2 separate regions of the Homo sapiens genome follow, and region 2 is linked to region 1. A link is a contact called in ENCODE Hi-C or POLR2A ChIA-PET data. All regions are on one chromosome and are shown on one strand. The core of a region is the stretch at or near the end of the contact, and the rest is flanking DNA. Distances in the headings are between cores, read along the strand shown.

The links. Hi-C counts contacts between places; a loop is a spot of excess contacts on that map. ChIA-PET counts read pairs that join two places held with the same protein, here RNA polymerase II (POLR2A). Pooled maps may share reads with other maps.
Region 2: a loop to region 1 is called in a pooled map, with 3 times the contacts of the local background. The contact joins two enhancer-like sites. A Hi-C loop is called at or near these places in 2 of 37 single-sample maps with no recorded cell type and 7 of 50 pooled maps. POLR2A ChIA-PET finds 5 or more read pairs at or near these places in 7 of 52 experiments (OCI-LY7, PC-9, T-cell and 4 more).

Annotation. Positions count from the first base shown.
Region 1 is chr12:12,580,921-12,585,267 of GRCh38, reverse strand. The region is part of intron 1 of LOC107984486 (a long non-coding RNA gene); the gene reads left to right. Among named protein-coding and RNA genes, the nearest start is that of DUSP16, 20 kb to the right of the region's middle. RefSeq lists enhancers at 1-211, 1,766-1,825. Within about 2 kb of position 2,116, at least 8 of the 41 ENCODE cell types and tissues checked have a DNase peak (open chromatin) inside an H3K27ac peak, as active enhancers do.
Region 2 is chr12:12,734,584-12,739,142 of GRCh38, reverse strand. It overlaps a transcript of APOLD1 not described here. Among named protein-coding and RNA genes, the nearest start is that of CDKN1B, 19 kb to the right of the region's middle. Within about 2 kb of position 2,227, at least 13 of the 41 ENCODE cell types and tissues checked have a DNase peak (open chromatin) inside an H3K27ac peak, as active enhancers do.

The DNA of each region.
Region 1 (4,347 bases), core at 867-3,366:
AACCTTCTTCTTTTTTTTTTTTTTTTTTTGCCACAAATCAGCTGCTCATATAAACTGTCAGTCCCTGTCAATAGTCCATGAAGTTATTTAGATATAGAGAAGCAAATTCCTCTTTGATTTGATCTCCTCTTTCATCACTCTCAGCTGTTCAGCCCCTAGAACAATCAGGTTTTCCTTCAAATATTGATCTTGTTTCTGTCATTCCCTCTCTCCTATGCCCATTTCTAGGTCCTTACTTCCTCTAATATCATCTACTGTTCATGTCTACCCTTTCCCTGATTCAATTACCTGTGAAAGACTGAGGCCAGACCTAGACTACCTTCATTAATCAAATCATGTCTATTCAAAACCCTGAAGTTCTTCCCTATTCATATAGACTTCTTGCTCTTCTTTGCTGTCAAAATTTCCTCTAATCTGATCTCATACTAGACAATATTTCTGCCAGGTGGCTATATTGTAATGGGAAGTTTAATGGACTTGGAGTTAGTGGATCTGCTTTCAAATCCTAGCCCCGTACTCAGCAGAATGACCTTGGGCAATTCACTGACTCTCGAAACCTTGAATCCCCATTTGCAAAACTGGGGTGATAATACCTATGTCATAGGGAAGTTTATGAGATTGTAGTAATATCTGTGGAGACAGTTTAGCATTGTGCTCGGAACCCGTGTTTGGGCTGACTTACTTGGTTCAATACTAGGCTTTCCCACTCAGTAACTATGTGACCTGAAGCAAGTTCCTTAGCCTCTCTGGGTTTCATCAGTTTCATCTGTAAAATGGATACATTACCTATGAGGTAACATATACCTCATAGGTCTGTCGTGACAATTAAATGAGATAATATATGTAAAGCACTTTAACACAGTGCAAGGCACATTGTAAGCTTTAATAGGTGTAAACTATTATAATTATGCAGCAAGAGACCTAGTGTAATCAGCACTTGATATATGTTTGGTAAGTTTGTTTGTGTGAGACAGTGTCTCACTCTGTCACCGACACTGGTGTGCAGTGATCATAGCTCACTTGCAGCCTCGACCTCCCAGGATCAAGCTGTCCTTCCACCTCAGCCTCCCAAGTACTATACTCCCTGGGACTATAGGCGCACACCTTCACACCCCGCTAAATTGTTTTGTATTTTTGTAGAGAAAGGGTCTCACTGTGTTTCTCAGGCTAGTCTTGAATTTTTGGGCTCAAGCGATCCACCCACTTCAGCCTCCCAAAGTGCTGGGATTATAGGCATGAGCCACCGTGCCCAGCCTAAGTATGTTGATGAATTCATCTTATTCAGATGATCTTAACTTCCCATTAATTTTTGCTATGTACATTCTTATGCCACCCTTCCTCCAGACAGGCTGACTGCTTTGGTTTTCCATGAATATATCTTTCACTTTTCTTGCCTTTGATAATGGTTTCCTATTATAATTTATAATTCATCACATGAAATAGTAGGTACTATATCATTTCTAGAATGTCATAATTTCTCTTTCCTGCCAATCCAGATTCTTTCCATTTTTTAAGGTCTCTCCTAAACGTTGGCTTGGTGACACTTTCCCTCATTACTTCTGTACTTATCAGTGTCTCATTTTTCTGAACCAATTACCCTTGGCTTAGCACTTGATGCCATTAATCTGTCAGGTACACTTAGCTGCTGTTTCCTGTATATTCATTTTGTGTCTTCAGCTCAAATGAAAACAGTCCTCAATCCAGCCTTGTTTCAGAACATGCAGTAAATATATAGTGACTATTAAATCTATTAGATCCAACATTCTAGAATAATTTTTCAGGTCTACAGCCTCTTATCAAAAGACTGGCCTATGAGGGTGGGCAGAGGGTTTGGGAATAAGAAGTTCCTGCTGCATTGGACAAGGTCCTTTCGCCTCTGGGCCATGTTGTCAGCGAAGTACTTAAGCACAGGGGCTCCGAAGGTGAGGGGCTGGGAGTAGACCATCAGACCATCCCTGACACAGACAGGAAAGTGTCCCCATTCAAATCTCATTCTTGCTGTGACAGGCTTTGCCTTTAACTAGTTTCTCAAACTTCTTGTACTTTTACACAACATTTGCCCTACTGAGAAACTGGCTTTGCGTGAAACTTCCCATGGCTTGAAGCAAGTCCCCATGACGGTGTTTGCATACCACTGGGGTTTTGTTCCTCCCACACATGCCAATAAAGATGAAGTGGCACTAAGATGACGTGATATGAAGGACATCACTGCAGCCTGCAAAGCAGAGAATGTTTGAACTATGTCAAAGAGTCATACCAGGGTTTCACAATTACAGAAAAGGCCAAGAAAGACTAGTCAAGAATGCAAGGTGAATAACGTTGTCTCTGCTCCAGTTCTCACGGGTGCTGTAGCCCCCACTGAACGCCCATTTCTCTGCACTCCTGTAGTACATATCATCTGGACTACACAATTCAGTCCTGCATTATACAGTGTCCTTCAAAAATTGCTTTGTGTGTTGTGTTCTCCCAGCTAGTTGTAAGTTCCTGAGAATACAGACCACATCTTATACTTCCTTGCTATTGTATATAGAGCCTTGCAATACCATTTAACTCAGTGTTGGGCACAATAAAATTCTCAACAGTAAATGTTGATGGATTTGGTTTTGGAAATGTAAATTTATAAAAAGTGGCCCTGCAAAGGAGAATGAGAAGACTCACTTCCTTTTGAGGGCTGTGGGCCTGGGAGTCCCATCGTCATTTGCAGTGTTGCCAGCAGCAGCAGCCTTCTTTCACAGGACAGGGAGTCAGTACAGCACCAGTAAGACACGTGGTTTCATTGCTTTCCCACTCAGAAGAAGACCACTCAGCACAGTGCCGGAGACCCTGCCCTGATTCCCCTTTCTCCTCCCAACCACAAAGGCCATGCAGGTAGAACTTGAGGGGCATCAGAGATTATCTGACTGAACTCCCTTGTTTTGTAGATGAGGAAACAAGGCAAGAGCAGCTGAGGGTGGTGGAAAGCATATGCATGGGCTTTGGAGTTAGGCAGTACTGGACTCTAATCCCAGTGCTGTTACCCTTTAGCTGTGCGATTGTGGGAGAGTCTGTTAACATCTCAGAGCCTTGATTTCCTCATCTTTAAAGTGTAACAATGGCGACCCACAGGAAATGTTGTAAAAACTCAGGGAAATAATATATGCAAACACAGTGCTTGGCAATAATAGATGCTCAATACCTGTTGGGCTCTCTATTTTCCTTCTCTTGAGTCTCCTGCCCAAAGTCATAAAACAATTTAGTGCTAGCCTCTCCTGTTTTTCAAGCTGTTTTCTTTCAATCAGGTACTAAAGCTAACCTCCTACCCACTAGAAAATTAGGATCAACCATTAACACATTTTTTAATGCTGAAATTTATAACAAAATTTTTAATGCTCACCAGACGTGGTGGCTCATGCCTGTAATCCCAGCACTTTGGGAGGCCAAGGCAGACAGATCACCTGAGGTCGGGAGTTCGAGACCAGCCTGACCAACATGGAGAAACCCTGTCTCTACTACAAATACAAAATTAGCCGGGCGTGGTGGTGCATGCCTGTAATCCCAGCTACTTGGGAGCCTGAGGCAGGAGAATTGCTTGAACTCAGGGGGCAGAAGTTGTGGTGAGCCGAGATCACGCCATTGCACTCCAGCCTGGGCAACAAGAGTGAAACTCCATGTCAAAAAAAAAGAAAATCCCAAGATTTGGACATATTTATTTGGAGCACTTTTATATACCTTGAGATAAAAGAACTTAAAAGATAGAAATACTAAATTTCAGTGTCAGATTCAAAGGTATTGAGGTTTTATCCATTTCCAACTACAGTGTTTGAACTTTTGGTACTCCTAAAATAGTACTCATGGCCTTTTACCCCTTACAAAAATAAAAAAAATTCTGGCTTTGGTATATTTACGTGCTTTGCTTTGCAACCTGATATTTTTCACCTGTCTTTCTTAAGACATACTCTGCCGTCCATTAATCATCAATTGGATCTAAAATGAAAGCACCGCTGTTGGGGTTCTGTTAAAAAAATAGAAACTCTCACTCTGTCATGCCGTCAGTGGCACAACCATGGCTCACTGCAGCCTCAAACTCCTGGGCTCAGGTGATCCTCCCACCTCAGCCTCCTGAATAGCTGGGACTACAGGTATTACAGGTATACCCAGCTAAAAAAAAAAAAAATAGAAACATATTGGTAACAATCATGTGTAGTGGTTTTGTTTCAGAAATAAAATACACATTCAGTCAGGTGTGGTGGCTCATGCCTGTAATCCTGGCACTTTGGGAGGCTGAGGCAGGAGGATCACTTGAGCCCAGAAGTTTGAGACTAGCCTGGGCAACACAGTAAGACCCTCTCTTTACAAATAAATAAATAA
Region 2 (4,559 bases), core at 978-3,477, 150 kb before region 1:
TCTGTCCCCACCTACCAAGCCAACTTTATCTCTTAGGATTCTCCAGAACACCCCCCTCCCCAAATCTGTCCCTTGCAGAGCCACCAGTTTTACAGTCAGTTCCTTGCTCAAAAATCCTCAAGGACTTCTGTATCTGTTAAGATTTGCATTTGGCAGCTAGTAACAGAGCCCAGAAATCATAGTGGCTTAAACAAGATAAAAGTGTACTTTTCTTTTCTGTACAGGAATTCTGGAGATAAGTGGCACAGAGTTGGTGTGGCATCGCCTATAGTTCCTGTATCTTTCTACTCCACAATGCACCTTCTATCCTCAGGAACAAAGGATGCCTCCTCAAATTGCAGCCATCTTACACACCTCATAGGCAGCCAAAAGGGGACAGACAGGCAGATGTCAAACTTCTTTTCAAATGCTGTCAGAACCTAGCACAGTCCAGCATACTTCATAAGCACTCATTAAATTTCAGATACAAGAATCAATTAATTCTATGGCACTACTGAAGTAGGGAAATTTATCATTCACAAAACTTTAAATATCAACAGTATACCCAGTGCACCATATTAGAAACTATAAAGCATCATTTGAAATTCTTAAAAGGACACCGTTTTAAGATAGTAGATATGTAAATATCTATGTAATTAACCAGGCACAGTGGTTCATGCTTCTCATCCCAATGATTTGGGAGGCTAAGTTGGGAGGACTGCTTGAGCAAAGGAGTTCAAGACCAGCCAGGGCAACATAGTGAGACCCCATCTCTAAAAAATTTAAAATTAGCCAGGTGTGGTGGCATACACCTGCAGTCCCAGCTACTCAGGAGGCTGAGGCAGGAGGACTGCCTGAGCCCAAGAGGTCGAGGCTGCAGTGAGCCATGATCATGCCACTGCACTGCAGCCTGGGCAATAGAGCAAGACTCCATGTGTCTTAAAAAAAAAAAAAAAAAAAAGGACTTGCTTGCTCTGGTGAGTATGGGGAGAGCCTCTCCTCATGTGTAGGAGTGGCAGCATATTCCAGAGTAAAAACATAATAATAAAATAGTGAACACATGCATAGCTACTACTTTATGCAGGCCTTGTTGTAAGTTCTTTACATATATTCAATGTTTTTCTCATAGAAAGACATTCTTAAGACTGTGAAGAGAGAAGAAAAGCAGGAAACAGAATTAAGGTATTTAAGGTACTTAGTCCAGGGCCTGGCACATAGTAGGCACTCATTATTGTTGTTGCCAACAAAAGGTCTCAAGAGAACATTCAGTCCCCTTCCTCCCCCTAGATAACGACCCTCCATATTCTGAAGCATTCACTGAATCTTGCTCCACTATCGTGCAGCCACATTCCCACGGTTGAACAAATCCCACGGAAGACATCAGTAGGAACTACAGCTCTACTCAGGTAGTTAACACCAACCCTGGGCCCCCCAGCTTGGATCCTCAGCTGAGGATATGCCAAAGATAAGCGCCCAGCTCCCTCCTTCTCACTTTCTATCAGTACTCTCTCTTGAGTGTAGATTTGTTTTATTTTGTTTTACTGGAGAAGGGGAGGAGGAGAGGTGGAGGCAAAAAAGGGGAAAGGAAACAGAGAAGGTAAGATGCAGGAATTATTTCAGGTCTCAGTTTGGCAGGGGCTCATATGTAAAGCTATTATGTTCGAGAAATATAAAAGACTAATACTTTTCCTAAAGATTGAAACAGAAACAGTGGTGATTGGACTGGGAATTATACCTCACTTCAATGAACTCCAAAAGAACTTGAGTTGATTGCTGAAGAAGTGAACAAATAGTGATCAATTTGCTGACAACTGTAAAAGCGTATGGGGTGGGTCACAGCCATTATAGCTTCCTGTGGAGTCAGTGGCCAACTCTAGGTTGTTACCCCACTGTAGCCAGCAGAGGTCTCTCTTTTATTAATCTTCAATTTAAAAAAAAAACCTCTGGGTTGTTTATTTCTATTATCCTTTTGAAGTCTCTTTCTAAAGCCAAATAAATAATGAATCATTTGGCCAAAACATCTTCGAATACTGAATCTAGTCACTTAGTAAAAATGAAAGACAAAAATGCTGAGCTACTTGAAGCAAAAGATTCAGTATTCACCTCTAAGCTATTCATTTGCTTAGAAGATTCACGCCAATCGCACAGCCAAAGAGCAAAACATGGGCCAGACTCTAAAACAGCAATGAGCAACTGGCTGAGTATGACAAAGAAAAGGGAGCTCCAGCTAAGACTGGTAGCGGGGTGGAGCAGGAGGCTGGCGAGGTCCACTTCTTCGGATCTCTGGTTCAGTAGCTGACACCAAGCAGGGCTCTTCCTTGAATGCACTCCTTCAAAAGCCTCAGATATACCACTTGTGACCACATCCCCTCTAACGGCCCAAGCACTACACATTACACCCTCCTTACTTAATGAAATCAAGAGTTTTGGTTTTTGAAAACTCGATTGTTTATGTTAAGCAGCATCATGGAGAACTATCAAGGCGAAAGCTTGAACTTTCTTTCCCACGTCCTATTGGGATAACCCCAACATAAGACTAAGGATTTCAATTAATATTAGATAAAGTGAGGAAACAATAAAATTTATTTGAAGCTGCTCAAGTCACTCTCTTATTTTATTTTATTTATTTATTCTTTTGAGACAGGGTCTCAGTCTGTCACCCAGGCTGGAGTGCAGTGGCGTGATCATGGCTCACTATAGCCTTGACCTCCCAGGCTCAGGTGATTCTCCCACCTCAGCCTCCCAAGTAGCTGGGACTACAGGTGCACACCACCATGCCCAGCTAGTTTTTTTGTTTTGTTTTGTTTTTTTTGAGACAGACTCTCACTCTTATTGCCCAGGCTGGAGTGCAGTGGCGTGATCTTGGCTCACCGCAACCTCCTCCTCCTGGGTTCAAGCAGTTCTCCTGCCTCAGCCTCTCGAGTAGCTGGGATTACAGGCACACACCACCACGCTCACCTAATTTTTTGTATTTTTAGTAGAGACGGGGTTTCACCAGGCTGGCCAGGCCAGTCTTGAACTCCTGAGTGATCCACCCGCCTCAGCCTCCCAAAATGCTGGGATTACAGGCATGAACCACTGCTCCCAGCCTAGTTGTTTGTATTTTTAGTAGAGATGGGGTTTTGCCATGGTACCCAGGCTGGGTTCAAGTGATCCACCTGCCTCAGCTTCTCAAAGTGCTGACATTACAGGTGTGAGCTTATTTTATTTTAGTTTAGAGACAAGATCTCACTCTGTCACCCAGGCCTGAGTGGCAGTGGTGGATTATAGCTCACTAAAACTGTGAATTCCTGGGCCCAAGCGATCCTCCTGCTTCAGCTTCCCAAGTAGGTATGACTACAGGTGCTCACCACCATGCCTGGCTTATTTATTTATTTATTTATTTATTGTAGAAATGAGGCCTCACATTGTCCAGGCAGGTCTTCGATGCCTAACCTCGAATGATCCTCTTCGGCCTCCCAAGCAATCCACTTTGGCCTCCCAAAGCACTGAGATTGCAGGCATCAGCCACTGTGCCTGCCAAGTCACCTTTAAATTATCCAGTGGCTTCCCATTGCACTTAAAGTCCAAAATTCCTAATGTGGCTTAAAAAGCCCATCACTCCAGCCACAGCACTCATTCCTTCTGCCATTGGCTCACTGCCCCCCAGCCACAAGCACATTCTTTCAAAGCTCTTCTCTGACTTGCAGCCTTGGACTGTGTTCTGCTTGGCTCACTCTCCTTCCTTTCCTCCTTTCAACTGGTTAACTCATGCTCAGCTTCCAGGTCTCAACTTGAAAGTCATTTCTTTAGGAGGGATTCTCTAACCCTCGCTCTAGGTCAGGGCCCCTGTTTCAAACTCTTACAGCATCCTACAGGCAGCCACTGGAACATAGGGGAAGGCACTGCAGGTGAGGGGGATGGAATGGCATTTTTTATTTTGTTTGTTTGTTTGTTTTAGAGATGGGGTCTTGTTCTGTTGCTCAGGTGGACTGGAACTCCTGGGCTCAAGGGATCCTTCCACCTCAAACTCCCGAGTAGCTGGGACTATAAGTGGCTGCTCAGCTAAAGGGAGTGTTGGTGGATTTTTAAAGGCCCTTTTCTTTTCAGTAAACACAGGCTGGCTTGGGGAAAGAGTTTCGATTTTAGCCCCTGCTTGCTTCCTCAGTTAGTCACCTTGTCTGGGATCCAAACTGCTACAGCATGAAGCAGAAGCTCTGAGGTCCCTTCATGGCACTCATCCTTCACAACACTCACCTAAATTCCATGGAATAATTACAGCTGTGACGCCTTGTGGAGCTCCAGGAGGCCAGCGCTCCTGTTTGTGACCTTGAAGCCCACAGAGCCTGGCCTTAGTAAAGGCTCCCAGAGACTGCACGCGACAATGCAGCAATATCTGGCACTACTAAGCAACCATTAGGTTACACATTCACGTGCTTTTTTTCTAGTGAGATTATAAACGTTTATTGTTCAGCCTACGCTATTATAAGATCATCTTCTTTTGATTCTGAATATGTGGTTTGTGGCCAAAAATCAGGACTCTAGCTTCCCTGAAAAATAACCTGATCCACAGGGATGGAATGTGTGATCTTGACTAGGAA